Linked DNA regions of Mus musculus: region 2 is linked to region 1. Evidence: chromatin contacts called from ENCODE POLR2A ChIA-PET data. All regions are on one chromosome and are shown on one strand. The core of a region is the stretch at or near the end of the contact, and the rest is flanking DNA. Distances in the headings are between cores, read along the strand shown. Region 1 holds the start of Prpsap2 (phosphoribosyl pyrophosphate synthetase-associated protein 2). Region 2 holds the start of Ulk2 (unc-51 like kinase 2).

Region 1 (7,494 bases), core at 3,632-6,131:
TCACTGTGTATATGCAGGTTCTCCAAAGTCCAGAGGACAAGATATTAGAAATCCAAGTCATTTCGCAAACATTTTCCCCAAGGGATAAGGATACAGACCATTAGCAACTGGGTTGGGTTCAAACTAGAGATTGTTTTATTTGTGAAGGGAGCGGTTTAGAGAAGACAGTCTTCCCTTAACTCCTCTTAAACACACCTCAATAAACTGGGCAGTGGTGGCACACGCCTTTATTCCCAGCACTTGGGAGGCAGAGGCAGGCAAATTTCTGAGTTTGAGGCCAGCCTGGTCTACAGAGTGAGTTCCAGGATAGCCAGGGCTATACAGAGAAAACCTGCCTCAAAAACAAACAAACAAACAAACAACAACAACAAAACACGCCTCAATAAAGTATTAGAAGAGTTGGTGGGGGAGGGGACTGCAGAAGGAAGTGAATGGCTTCAGGGCAGGAATGGAACTCCAAGCTGTGTCTGCAAGGTTGAAAATCCAGGGACATTGGCTTCAGGGCATTACAGGGCAAGCTGACCTCAGAATTCTGCATAAGCTCAGCTGGGCATGGTCTATAGCCGTTCCCCCTTCTCTCTGCAGCTACCTCAGAAGCAGATCCTCAGATGGTTTCCCTTAAGGTGAAGAAAGAGAGATGGTGGCTCCAGAATGGGAGCTAAAAGGGAGAATGCTCATTACTGCAGGGTTGGAGCTGAGCTCCTGACAATGACTTGGCTGCCCTTGCTTAGGAACCTGCGAGCTGAAAAGGATAACTTTCTCTGATTGGCCAGTTCCATATACACACCAAGTGCTGCGTAGAGTCAAACCTCCATACCATGAGGGTGTGTCCCAAGTCAGAAAGTCCAACAAATCCAGCACTAGAAAAGATCACAGGGGTCTGGAGAGATGGCTTAGCGGTTAAGAGCACTGACTGCTCTTCTAAAGGTCCTGAGTTCAAATCCTAGCAACCACGTGGTGGCTCACAACTATCCTAACAAGATCTGACACCCTCTTCTGGAGATGTGTAAAGACATCTAAATCTTTTGTTTTTGTTTTTGTTTTTCCGAGACAGAGTTTCTCTGTGTAGCCCTGGCTCTCCTGGAACTCACTTTGTAGACCAGGCTGGCCTTGAACTCAGAAGTCCACCTGCCTCTGCTTCCCAAGTGCTGGGATTAAAGGCATGCACCACCACCGCCCGGCGACGGCTAAATATTTTTTTAAAAAAAGAAAAAAGAAAAGATCACAGGTTAAAGGTCATCTTTGGCCATCTTTATCTTAGATAAAGAGTCCCTCCCTCCCTTTTTGTTTTCTTTTTTTAATGATTTACTTATTTATTATATGTAATACACTGTAGCTGTCTTCAGACACCCCAGAAAAGGGCATGTGATCTCATTACAGATGGTTGTGAGCCACCATGTGGTTGCTGAGATTTGAACTCAGGACCTTCCGAAGAACAGTCAGTGCTCTTAACCACTGAGCAATCTTTCCAGTCCCCTCCCCACTTTTGTTTTTTAGAGGCAGGGTTTCTCTGTGTAGTTCTGTCCCAGAACTCTCTCTGTAGATCAGGCTGGCCTCAACCTCACAGAGACCCACCTTTCTCTGCCTCCCAAGATCTGGGATGAAAGACCTGTACCACCACTTCTGATGAGCCAGTTTCAGTCAATCATCAACCAATCAATCAAAAGTCCTAAACAGGTTGTATTTATAGTTTTTGGGGGTTGTTTTTTTTTTGTTTGTTTGTTTTTGTTTTTGTTTTTGTTTTGGAGACAGGGTTTCTCTGTATCTCCCTGGCTGTCCTGGAACTCACTCTGTAGACCAGGCTGGCCTTGAACTCAGAAATCAGCCTGCCTCTGCCTCCCAAGTGCTGGGATTGAAGGCATGTGCCACCACGCCCGGCTAGCCTGAGTCCTTGGAAGTGTAGCATACCACCAGAAGTTTTTTGTGTGTTTCTCTCTATAACATCCTGACAATGCAGCTCAACTACGCAATGTAAGGCAGATCCATACACGCACGTTGTTAGCAAAGAATCCTCCATCACGTGTCCTTTCACATGCTTGCTTTAGTGGAACACCCTCTCCTGTGTCTGCGTCAGCACAACATTTCCTTCATGAGTCTGCCTCAGCCTTTCACATCCGTGTCCACTTTAATGAGACGTTTCTTCACGTTTGCCCCAGCAAACACCATCCAACCGACTTTCCGAAGAACCCTTACATTTCCACTCCACACATGTAAGGACAATTGAGACAAAAGAGGGGATGAAGTGGGAAAAGAGCATGGCAGAGTGTATAGGGTCTGGAGGGAGGAGAGGGAAGAGGAGGATGTAAACTACATTAGGATCTTAATAGTTAAAATTATTTAAAATTAATGTCTAATTAAGGAATACATTTGAGTACAACTTTTAAAAAGTGTTGTGGAAGAGACATGTCTCAGGAAAACTGTGAGGCAAAGCAAGAATATCAAACTCACTTGTGAAGTTATCACCTTTACCTAATTTAGAATTCAGAGTTTCAAATGCTTATGTTCTTTGCCTATAAAATAACGTTAGTCAGTAGAGACCTGATGGCTACTCTATTCCTCTGCTTTGTGTACATGTACACACACACACACACACACACACACACAAGCTTTCGTCTTAAGAAGAATAAGAGGTAGTTTATTTTGGAGCCATTTTGAGTGACCTTGGCTCAGGAACACAGATTTGGGTTTCTCTAAATTCTGTGTTCTAATGTAGAAGTGAGTTCATGAATTTTTTAAAAATAGTTTTACAGAACAAAGAAAGTTATCAAATGAAGTTTAAAGTGCTCTGTTGGGCCGGGCAGTGGTGGCACACTCCTTTAATCCCAGCACTCGGGAGGCGTGGCAGAGGCAGGCGGATTTCTGAGTTCAAGGCCAGCCTGGTCTACAAAGTGAGTTTCAGGACAGCCAGGGCTATACAGAGAAACCCTGTCTCAAAAACCAAAAATAAATAAATAAATAAAGCATTGTTGGGTGAGTCAGAGAGATGGGTACACTAGAAAGGTAGGAACACTAAGAGAAGTGGATGTATCAGAGAGGCGGGCCCAGCGAGATGGGGGAGGCTTCTCGTAGCTAACCACTCTTCCCACCAATCCAAAAGCTAAGATTGCCATCAAGTAAGTTAATAGATTCAAAAGGCTTATTTCTATTAGTCACAAGATGTTGGCTCCGACACAGAGGTGGACAAGAAATGGCTGTTCAAGCCAGGCGGTGGTGGCGCACGCCTTTAATCCCAGCACTTAGGAGGCAGAGGCAGGCGAATTTCTGAGTTCGAGGCCAGCCTGGTCTACAGAGTGAGTTTCAGGACAGTCAGGGCTATACAGAGAAACCCTGTCTTGAAAAACCAAAAAAAAAAAAAAAAAAAAAAGAAATGGCTGTTCCAGAGGGCCAAAATTAATCCAAGAAAAGGTAAACTAGCCTCTGAACCTGCAACATCCCAATCTCCCCCACAGTACTGAAATTGTCATCAGTCAGCCAGACACAGCTTCTTTTCAGTTTTCGTGCATACTTCCCATGAATTCTAGCTACCCACAAGCCCTCCTATGAATTCTAACCATCCTCAGCCTTCTGATAATTAATTCTAGCCACCTGTGCATCCTCCCATAAATGTCTGCTTGTCTCACTTGTGAACTGGAAGTGCAGTGGATGAGAGCCTTTAAGTATACACATGGAGCAAGGCACTGCAGGTGGTGCCTATCTATTGCTTTGTCACTGGCATCTGAGTACCCACAGCAATTAAATAGAGATAAGTCTTACCCCATTTCTGAAAGTTACTGTTAATATATATTAATATAAAATATAGATAATAATAAATAATGCCTTGATACCTGGCATGCACTATATGTTTGTTATGTTATAAATAGGGATCACTGGGGGCTGGTGAGATGGCTCAGTGGGTAAGAGCACCCGACTGCTCTTCCAAAGGTCCAGAGTTCAAATCCCAGCAACCACATGGTGGCTCATAACCATCTGTAATGAGATCTGACTCCCTCTTCTGGAGTGTCTGAAGACAGCTACAGTGTATTTACTGTATAATAAATAAATAAATATTTAAAAAAAAAAGAAAGAGAGGAAGGGCCAAGTAGCCCCTTAAAAAATAGGGATCACCATATTTCAAGGTATAAAGAATTCAGCAATGATATATCAACAGCAACCAATTTGCTAGGAATGATGGCCACCCTTTTAATCCTAACACTCAGGAGGCAGAGACAGATGGATCTCTGTGAGTTCCAGGTCACCCAGAGCTACAATTTTTTAAAAAACTAACTTTTAGAATGTTTAATTATTTGTATATGTTTATGTTTATATGAGTGCAGGTGGCTGAGGAGGCCAGAGACATCAGGGAGACTTGGAGCTAGAATTACAGGCAGTTGTGAACTGCCTGACATTGGTTCTGGGAACCAAACTCAGCTTCTCTGGAAAAGCAGTATATACTCTTAACCACTGAAAAGAAGGAAGGGACAACAAAGCGAATAATTATGAATGATAACTGCTCATCGACTGTATGCTAAGAACCATGCCAAGAGGTTCGCAGATTTCTCACTCACTCCTCCCAACCCCAGGAGATGGGGGTACTGCTGTCATCTCTTTTTCAGAAGAACTCAGGTCAAAGAGGTGACTTGCTCAGTCTTGCAGGACAGTAAAGACTTGAACCCAGTCAGAACCTATGAATTTTAACCACACTTCCAACCACGCCCACTCTAATTCTCCCCCACTTTCCTCGAGTCTGACCACGCCCACACAACATCCTCCCGCCCACTCTGGCGGCCACGCCCACAGCATCAAATGCATTGCCTTCTACCCCACTTTCTGCCCCGCCCCTCTTCCTCCAGACCACGCCCCTCGACGGCCTCGCCCACTCTAGTCAGTTGCCCTCAGGCCCCGCCCCTGGCCTCGCAGTCTCGAAAGACTTTCTCGCGCTTAGAGTCGCCATTTTGCTGTAAGACGCCGTGCGGAGCTCTGTGCTCTCTTCCTTCGGCAGCCGAGGCTGCGGCGGGCCGGGCTGGGGTCGGGACCAGGTAGGCGGGCGGGAGCCTCGGCGGGCGGACGGCGGGCCCCGCGAGCTCGCGCGGTGCCGGGCGGGAGCCATGGCCCTTGTTGCTCCGGGGCGAGCCCGGGGCCCCGTGTTCGGCTCCACCAGCCTTAGTGGATGATTGGGCTCCAATCAGACGTAGGAGGAGCGGCATAAGATACTCTGCAGAAAAATCTCTTCCTCAATCTGTTACATTATTGATAAGGATTTATTTTTCTTATATCGATATTGGCAGAGTTTGGGTGTTTAGCTTTTGTGAGGGATACGAAAATACTGAACCGAGCTTTGAGGCCTGAGGAAGTGTGAGTTCTAATGTTTTATGTTTTTTTTTTTTCTTTTTTTTTTTTTTTCTTGCGGTTCTGGAGTCGAATGCAAGGTGAAGCAATGCAAGCGGCCTGCCATTGACCCATCTCATGCCCTAGTGCTTAACAATTTAAATGCACAAATAAAAATAAAATAGGTGCGTGCCCCTAAGCCCCACTATAGGAAACCTTTCTTGTCTTTTAACTGCTGTAGTTTGTATCATTATTATCCAATTTTTGCAGAGATATGCACATTATATTCATTAGCTACTCTGTGGTTTAACATAGAACCAGTGTTTCTGTTCTTAAATAATCTTGCAGTTTGTGGGGCTTGATGGCACACCCCTTAATCTCAGAGACTGGTGAAAGGATCTTGAGGGCTCATGGTCCACAGAGCGAGTTCCTGGCAAACAGGGCTACAAAGTTGTTGGGGGTTTTTTGTTTGTTTGTTTGTTTGTTTGTTTTGTTTTGTTTTTAAATTGTACTTTCTATCATTGACAATATAGCTCTATACTTGGGATAAGCTCCAAGAATTGACAACACCAAAACATAGTTCTGTGCTCTTTCTTTGGCATTTAGTATGTATCTTTTTTTCTGATAAGGTATGTTTGCAATAGACATTTCAAAATCTGGGTATTTGATTCTATTGCCTGTAGTTCATCAGGTTGCCAAGTCATGCTCTGTATGACTGAGAGTCGCAACCTATTGTTGTATGCAGGGAACTGTATTGCATATCAGACTGCTACCCCACTCTGTCCTTCAGGGGCCACTGTTATGAGGAAGAGGTTACCTCGTATGACTTCGTTAAAGTCTGGGAAGTAATGTCAAACCTGTTTTCCTATTAAAACTGCTTCCCCAGGTGTGGGGGCTGGAGAACTGGCTGGTTAAGAATACTAGTTGTTCAAGACTGAGTCAGTTCCAGCACCCACCCACGTGACAGCCTACAACCACCTCTAATGCTAGACCCACCCAATCTGACACCCTCTGCTGGTCTCCAAGAGTACCAGGCACACGCGGTGTGCAGAGAAAACACCCATACACATTAAATGAATAAAAGTTACTTCTCCAAATTTAAAATAGTTTTAGATTTATTTCCTGCTTCTCCCAAGTTGTCACAAAAACAAAACAAAAAATCAAAACTCTCAGAACAGCATTAGCCATAAGAAAGCAAAATGCCAGTAACCACAGAATATGGAAGAGTAATGTGGTTTTATCTCTGCCCTGCAGTTTCTCAATTATTTTACTTTATTTTATTTTGGAGACGGAGGTTTCTCTGTGTAACAGCCCTGGCTATCTTGGAACTCTTTGTAGACCAGGCTGGCCTCAAATTCAGAGATTTGCCTACCTCTGCCTCCCAACCTCTGGGATTAAAGGTGTATGCCACCATGGCCAGGCCTCAACTTTTATTTTCTCCTTTTTATCTATTTATTCTTAATTAATTAACTAATTATTTGTATATTTATTGGTTTCTCAAGACAGGGTTTCTCTACGTAAACCTGGCTGTCCTGGAATTTGCTCTGTAGAACTGGCTGGCCTCCAACTTAGAAATCTACCTGCCTCTGCCTCCCAAGTGGTAGGATTAAAGGTGCCGACACCACCTGCCTGTGCTTTTTATTGTGTTGGTGATTAAACCCAGGCCTGCAGCACAAAGCACCTAATTTTCCACTAAAGTACACTTCTAATCCATTTCTGCAAGTCCGGCTTTTTTTCCCATGCTGGGGTTGGAACCCAGGCCCTGTGCATGATGGGCAAATGCTCTACCTACCATTGAAGCAGATTTTCCAGGAGTGAGTTAATGAAAGTAACTCCTGGATCCTCTTTGCTAAGGAATGATTTTCTTTTTTTCTTTTCTTTTTTTTTTTTTTTTTAAGATTTATTATTATATATAAGTACACTGTAGCTGTCTTCAGACACACCAGAAGAGGGAGTCAGATCTCATTACGGATGGTTGTGAGCCACCATGTGGTTGCTGGGATTTGAACTCAGGACCTTCAGAAGAGCAGTCAGTGCTCTTAACCGCTGAGCCATCTCTCCAGCCCCAACAAATGATTTTCAATTCTGTTTTCGAACTGTTGTGCCTGAAGTGAGGCTATGTTCAGCACACACTGGTTGAGCCTCTGCTGCCTGGACCTTCCATTTTGGTGGAGAAGCTTTTCCAAGCCT
Region 2 (7,494 bases), core at 3,305-5,804, 93 kb before region 1:
ACATTAGAGTGATCCTATCTCAAAAAAAAAAGAAAAAAAACCAAACCCAACAAAATAAACAAGAAACATTTACTGTGAAATAATAGACATGGCATGTAATGTTGGAAAATTACAGCCTGCTCTGGAAGTTTTCCAGTTGGCATGATAACCTCAGAGATATTCTGTCCAGGCTCCCCTTAGAGGAAGGAGCTGACACACAACTGGACTGTAGTTATTAGCTTCTTCAGGCCCTCAACATTGGTTAGCAGCCACACCCATCCATTAGGAGATGGGCTCGGGGCTGGACAACTCTGGTTTGGTTTGGTTTGGTTTGGTTTGGTTTGGTTTGGTTTGGTTTGGTTTGGTTTGGTTTGGTGTGTTTTTCAAGACAGGGTTTCTCTGTGTAGCCCTGGCTATCCTGGAACTCACTCTGTAAACCAGGCTGGCCTGGAACCCTGAGTTTGGCCAGGGTTCCAGTCTTCTGTCTTCCAGTGCTGGGACTAAAGATATGCACCACCATACACAGTTAGCTCCTGATTTTTGGCTTTAGAACTTTCTGCTAGGTAGGCTCTCAAGTGGTCAAACCAGTAACGTGTTTTACCTTCATTGATTCCTGTGTCTACCATTCCTGAGGAATAAGCCGTCCAGGTCAGTGTCTGGTTTCAGAAAACTGAACCATGGGTGCCCTTGGATCATTTCACTACATATTTATTTTATAAGAGAAAGCACATGTCTAGGTATTTGTGTGTGTGTGTGTGTGTGTGTGTGTGTGTGTGTGTGCGCGCGCTGAGAACTGATCCAAGGGTACGTTATTTATCTTTTGTTTTGTTTTTCAGACAGGGCTTCTCTTTGTAGCCCTGTCTATCCTGGAACTCACTCTGTGGACCAGGCTGGTCTCACACTCAGAGATCCGCCTGTCTCTGCCCACTGCTCCGAGTGCTGGGATTAAAAGGGTACACACATACCTTCCCCCCAGCTGCTTTATTCTTTTTAAACTAAACAGTAACATGCATAATCTCTTAACTATAAATCTTTCTTTTCTGCTTACAAATAGTGTTTCTTTTAATTAAACTGGTACAATATCCGTTGAAACCCGTATCCCAAGTCAAAATGCACAAATAACATTAAAAGGGCAGAGCATTCTATTGTAGACACTTCAGCATGAATAATGGTTTAAACTGATAATGAAAGTTAGGACTTACCTGGAATCTTCTGACAAGGTGTACATATCGAGAGGGGATGGGGAGTATGTGCATGTGAGCATGGTGCCTCAAAAGTCCAGAAGAGGACATTAGATCTGCAGAGCTGGAGTTGTGAGCCACTCAGATCCTCTGCAAGGACAGTCTATGTTCTTAGTTGTCAAGCCCAGCCCCCTTCAAATGCTTTCTTGCCCTCTGACCCTTCACTTGAGGTTAGAGCATCTTAAAACCGTCAGAGAAGCTGTACTTGATTGATGATGAACACAGAAACCCATAACTGGCCAAGATTGAGAGACGTTGGAATTGTTCAGCCCAGAATTGAACATATACATGACACCCCTCCACCAAAGGCTGGGGGATCACTGCAGAAGAGGACATGGAGTCAGGGATGGTGGATGATTACAGGGAAGCAGTATCTTTTGGACACAACAGCGCAGCTACACATACGAACCTGTGACAGCACACACAAGATTGATGCAAGCCCAAATCCCAACGTGGAGAGGGGAGCTGGACATACATGAAACCTACTTCTAGAAAGGGGTATGTGCATATTCATCATCATCTACCGCAAAGCCCCCCATTTTGAGAGTATGAAGAAGGTGCCATAGCCGGGATAAAGTTTGTTCCTTCTGAAACTTGTGGTAAATGTAATCTCCTTAAGAAGAGCTGGGACCAGGGACTCAAGAAGTGACTATGAGTCTGGGTAGTGATAAATATTTAATAAATCCTGTTCTGGGGTTCGTTTCCACCTAAGACCATGTGTTCCTGGATGAAAGACACACACACAGTCTTATTTTTTAAATATGTCTTAGGCAGCACAATAGCTGGACAACTGCCTACCCTCCATGTTGTTAGAATCTACCTTCCCATTGATAATCCCAAGCCATCACTCACAATTTACTGTTCCATCTGGGCTGCTCTCAGCTCCAGCCAAGCAGCCCTCTGGCCCCTAGTCTATGGCAGCTCTTCTCCCTCCTGCTAGTTCTTCCTTTTCCATAGCGGCTCCCTTCTCTTCCTCCTGGTCCCAAGCCCAGGGAACCTAAACCCTCACCTATGTCTCTTCTTCCCAGTTATTGGCTGCTGGCATCTTTGTTTACCAATCAGAATTAACTTGGGACAGAGTCCCTCAGTGTCGTATGTGCAGACAAACAGTTTGGGGGGACCCAAATTATCATTAGAAACCACTACAGGTCTGTCCTCAGGTACAGACAAATCCATTCATGAAGTTACTAGGTAAATATGTTGCCTTCTGGGTAGGTCTGCTATAAAAGAAGCGAGGGAGGGCCTGTGAGATGGCTCACTAGATAGGATAAAGGTGCTTGCCATGTCACCAAGGCTACCTAAGTTCCAAAGGAAGGTCCCACATGATGGAGGGAAAAACCTGACTCCTGCAAGTTACCCTCTGACCTCCACATAAGGGAGCAAAAGTACACACACATTAAATACTTGTCTTTTAAAAGGTGGGTAGGTGTTGGAGCTAAAGCTCAGTGGTAGAGCACTTGCTTAGCGTGTGTGAGGCCCTGGGTCTGATCCTCTACATCTAGGAGAGAAAAAAAATATTCCAGCTGGCCTAGGCCCCCTCACTACTTCCTGGATCTCATCTTAGGATGCTTTGTGCCACTTCTGTGGACTAGAACTAAAAAAAGAAAAAAAGGGGGGGGGCTGGAAAGATGGCTCAGCAGTTAAGAGCACTCACTGACTGTTCTTCCAGAGGTCCTGAGTTCAAATCCCAGCAAACACATGGTGGTTTACAACCATCCATAATGAGATCTGACACCCTCTTCTGGTGGGTCTGAAGACAGTTACAGTGTACTTAGATATAATAATAAATACATCTTTTAAAAACTTTTTGTTTTCTAGTGTTTGGTGTTTGTTTGTTTGTTTGTTTGTTTGGTATTTCAAGACAAGATTTTTCTGTGCTTAAGAAAACAATTTTTACTTTACTGCTATGGTTTGGATGGTTTGAATGTGTTCCTCAAAGTTTCCTGTGGTGGATGCTTGGTCCTCCGTGTGGCAAGAAGTAAGTTGAATTGAGAGACTGTGATACGGGTTCTTTCAAAAGTGAGTTGTTATACAGTCGTAACACTGGTCCCTTCTCAGTCTCTGGTTTCTTTGCCCTGTGATCTCTTTCTGTCCCATAGTCCCTTGTGAAGCCTTTTTTCATGAGCTCCTTGTCAGAGCTGGTGCTTTGCTGTTTGGGGTGTCAGCCTCCAAAACTGTGAGCTGCATAAATCTCATTTCTTTATAAGGTGCCAAGCCTGGGGCATTTTGTTCTAGCAATGGAAAATGGACTTACTGAGTCTGTGGTATTCTTTTTTTAGGAAAAGAAAATGGACTAGAGACATTGCTTTCAGATTCCTGACCTGTCTCAAAGCTGAAGGTTTTTAGGGCTTCTACCTGTTTGTCAAGATGAGTTCCAGAGGGCTGGCTGGAGATACGGCTCAGTGGTTAAGAGCACTGGCTAGTCTTCCAGAGGACTCAGGTTTGATTCCTAGTACCTACATTGTGGCTCATAGCTATCTGTAATTGCAGTTTCAGATCGACACCCTGGTCTGGCCTCTGCAGGCACTAGGTGCACTCGTGGTGCACATATATGCAGGCAAAACACCCATACACATAAAAGTAAAATCAGAGGGGGGAGGGGAGGAGGAGGAAGAAGAGAGGAGAGAGAGACAGAGACAGAGAGGGAGAGGTGAGAGAAGTGAGAGAGGTGAGAGGAGTTGTTTCAGGGGCAGGCGATGAAATTGACAGCAACATCCCCAAACCTGAACACACACTTAGGTATGGGGTCACACATATTGTTTACCATGGCTTTGTAATGCTTTCTTGAGCAAAAGTTGACTATCATTTTTCACCTAAACAATCCGAGGAAAAAAAAAAGCCCGAGGCAAACTGGTAGTTGACTGGTGTGATGAAGCGCCTCCTTAGAAAGGAGGTTCTGAGCCTCCCTCAGAAGTCTAGAGACCCCCAGAAGGCGCAGGTTCCAGTCAGACCCTATCCCTTAGGTGGGTTGTCTAGCAGTTTGCGGTCTGGATTTGAAAGGCAGCTCCCGGAGTTTTTGTCTCCAGTGTCTGCACCGCCTCAGCGACTCCCGGGGCCGGAGTTCAAGATCCGCCTCTTAGAGGGTGGCTTCAGGTCAGGGCGTGGCGGGCTCTAGCTAGCCGCGGGCGCCGAGCCGAGCGGAGCCGAGCCCGCCGCCCGTTCCTAAGCAGCCGCGGCCTCCTCCCCACACCCCTGCTCGCCAACTCGCTCCAGTGACTGCAGACTCGCCCCGGTGCCTGGCGCCGCGTCCCGGGGTGCGCACTCCTTTTCTCGGCGGAGGGAGCAGGACTGGGGCGCATCGTCCTACAAGACGCGCTGACGTCGCACAGGGCCGGTAGTCGGCGCGGAGCGGCCGGCGCGCGCGCGTGCGTTGGGCGCTCCCGCGAAGCAGGCAGAAGCCGCCACCGCGGCTGTGCGGGTTCCAGGGCGGCGGCCGCTACACAGCAGCGCCGCGGGCGCAACAAGCGGAGGCAGCCGCACCTGCGGGGATGGCGCGGCCCCGGCCCTGCACCGCTGTCAGGCGCGCGGGTAGCTCCGGGTACGCCCAGTGACGGCGGCGGTGCCCTCGGCCGGGCAGTGCCCAGGCCGCTTGGCTAGAGCCCCGCGGCCGACGGCGGCCCGGGCCATGAGAAGCGACCGGGCCCAGGCCTCGCTGACCCCGGCTCCGCGCGGCGGCCCGTCCCGTTTCCGCTCCGGCCTCTCGGCATGAGTGTCCATCCGGGCCCGGGGCCGTGGCTGCCCCTGTCCCGCCGCCCGCGGGCGTGCTTGGGGCCCTCGGGCCCGCGGTGCTGATCCCGGTTCTCCGCCACGCCTGCCCACCCTAGCGCTCTATGTCCCGGGGGCGCGGCCATGGAGGTGGTGGGCGACTTCGAGTACTGCAAGCGGGACCTCGTGGGACACGGGGCCTTCGCTGTGGTCTTCCGGGGGCGGCACCGCCAGGTGAGCGCCGCCGGCCCGTTGTCTGGTGCGAAACTGGGGAGCCAGCGCCCCGGTCCTGGCCGCTGGGCAGGGCTCCCCGGGCCTGCCTGCCTTTGTGCTTGCTGTCACTGTCGCAGGGTTTGTTTTGGAGGCCAGAGCCGCTAGGCTGAGCTCCACCTACCGACGGGCGCAGAGCCACTGATGTTCTTCCCTGACAGTGTGCTGGGTAACCGAGGTGCGCCCGGGGACTTGCTGCTCAGAGAAGCCACTGGTCCCGAAGCGACTAGGACTCCAGTGTTTGCACAGTGTAATGTGCTTGTCCATACTATGGGTCGGTGGACCTTTGTCCCTTCTCCCTGCCCCGGGCTTTCCGGAGCTTGTCACCTTTACCGTGGATAATTGCACACCCAGCGGAAAACGGGCGCGTTTCCCGTTAGTCTGAAGCTTTCTCAGACTATCACGTTCCTCTGTGTCTGGGGGAGCTTTGTAGTATCCCTCCCCTTTTTGAGTTAGAGGAAATAAGTGACAAAGGTAGTTGGACCCTAACCTAATAATACAACGTAGATGCAAGTTCAAACCTCAGTTGTTTGGGTTTTTTTTTTTGTTGTTTCTTTGTTTTTTCCAAGCCACTGTTTCGCAAATAGGTCACACGAGGTTATAGAATCTAAAGAATTTGAGAAGGCACATTGAGACTGGAAGTAATTAAAAAAAAAAAAAAAAGCTTTGGTTATTCTGTTTGTTTCAAGAGTGCCTATTAAAAAGGTACTGTCGTCTATGTCTTATTCATTATGAAATAACTTAAAAGTCAAGGAAAAAAAATAAGAGCAGTGTAATCCAGCCAGGATAACTTCATTAAACTCTATCACTTCCCAAGTTTATTTATCCATAACTCCTATGTGACTGTAAACTTTTTTCAACTGATCCTATATGGTCTTTGTATTTACAACTTTTAATGACTAGTGCTGTAGGACATTGCTATGTATTGTGTTGTTTATGAAATCAGTTTTTTAGTTTGAGATTTGAGGTCTTTGCCATGTTTCCCCACTACCACATATACATTGAGTGGCTAAAAATAAATTTACAGCTTTTATTATTGAGTTGTTTCTATGTTATAATTTTCAGGCATAACACTGTTTTTTTCCTTTTTAGAAAACTGATTGGGAGGTGGCTATTAAAAGTATTAATAAAAAGAACTTGTCAAAATCACAAATTCTGCTTGGAAAGGAAATAAAAATCTTAAAGGTATGCTATTTTAGAATACCTATCACAGTCTGAGTTAAAAGTTACCCTGAGTTAAAAGAGCATGTTATAACATCCTTTGAAGTTTGGTAGTTGGATTAAAGTTTGATAATTTTTAGTTGCTGTTCATTTTGCATGTGTTTTGTTTTTGTTGCTGTTTTGAGTTACAGAGTATTCTGAAGCTATTTTCAAAGATTTGTTTGTTTACTTTGAGATAGGGTCTTGTCTTGCTATGTGACCTTGGTTGACTTGAAACTCACTGTGTAGTTCAGGCTGGCCCCAAATTCAGAGATTTGCCAGCCTCTGCCTCTGGAGTGCTAGAAAAGCACAGATAGCCTTGGCTGTCCTGGAACTCACTCAAAGATCTGCCTACCTTTGTCTCCGGAGTCCTGGAATCAAAGGTGTGTACCACCACCACTGCCAAGCTGGAAAAATTTATTTTTATGCATGTGTGGAAATATGCACACGAGTACAGTGCCCAATGAAGGCATTTGCAACCCCTGGAGATGGGTATAGGTGCTCGAAACCTAACTTAAGTTCTCTGCAGGAGCATCAAGTGCTCTTAGCCATTGAACTATCTCTGCAGCCCCCTTTGAGGCTGTTTTTGAGACTAGATGTTTGTGATTTGGCCAAACAGAGGGATTCTCTGAAGATTTTTAACTTCTTATGATTTCTTATAATTACAGTGCTGCTGTTTGAATGCCAGGCAGATACAGTTGGTATATTGCTCTTTTCTGCTGACATATTTATCATATTCCTATACCCTTACGTTTTGGGGAAGGAGTAAGAGAACTTGGTATCCTTTTTCCCCCCTTATAAATAGAAGAAAGTTTTATTTATTTATTTTGGTTTTTTTTTTTTTTTTTTGAGGCAGGGTTTCTCTGTGTAACCACCCTGGCTCTCCTGGAACTTGATAGATCAGGCTGGCCTCAAATTCACAGAGGTCTGCCTGCCTCTGCCTCTGCTGTCAGAATGCTGAAATTAAAGGAATGTGCCACCACTGCCCAGCCAGAAGTTACTTTTTAATAGTTATTTATTTTGGATTTATTTATTTTATTGCTTTATGTGTATAAGTGTTTCTACTTGCATGTATGTATTTATATACCTGGTGCCCAGG

The links. ChIA-PET counts read pairs that join two places held with the same protein, here RNA polymerase II (POLR2A).
Region 2: POLR2A ChIA-PET joins it to region 1 with 14 read pairs in Patski. The contact joins the promoter of Ulk2 here to the promoter of Prpsap2 in region 1. POLR2A ChIA-PET finds 5 or more read pairs at or near these places in 3 of 5 experiments (Patski and embryonic stem cell).

Annotation. Positions count from the first base shown.
Region 1 is chr11:61,759,475-61,766,968 of GRCm38, reverse strand. Prpsap2 (phosphoribosyl pyrophosphate synthetase-associated protein 2) reads left to right here and starts at 4,881. Exons shown (of 12, transcript NM_144806.2): 1 at 4,881-5,015.
Region 2 is chr11:61,852,152-61,859,645 of GRCm38, reverse strand. Ulk2 (unc-51 like kinase 2) reads left to right here and starts at 4,554. Exons shown (of 27, transcript NM_013881.4): 1 at 4,554-5,159; 2 at 6,288-6,380. The coding sequence starts at 5,070.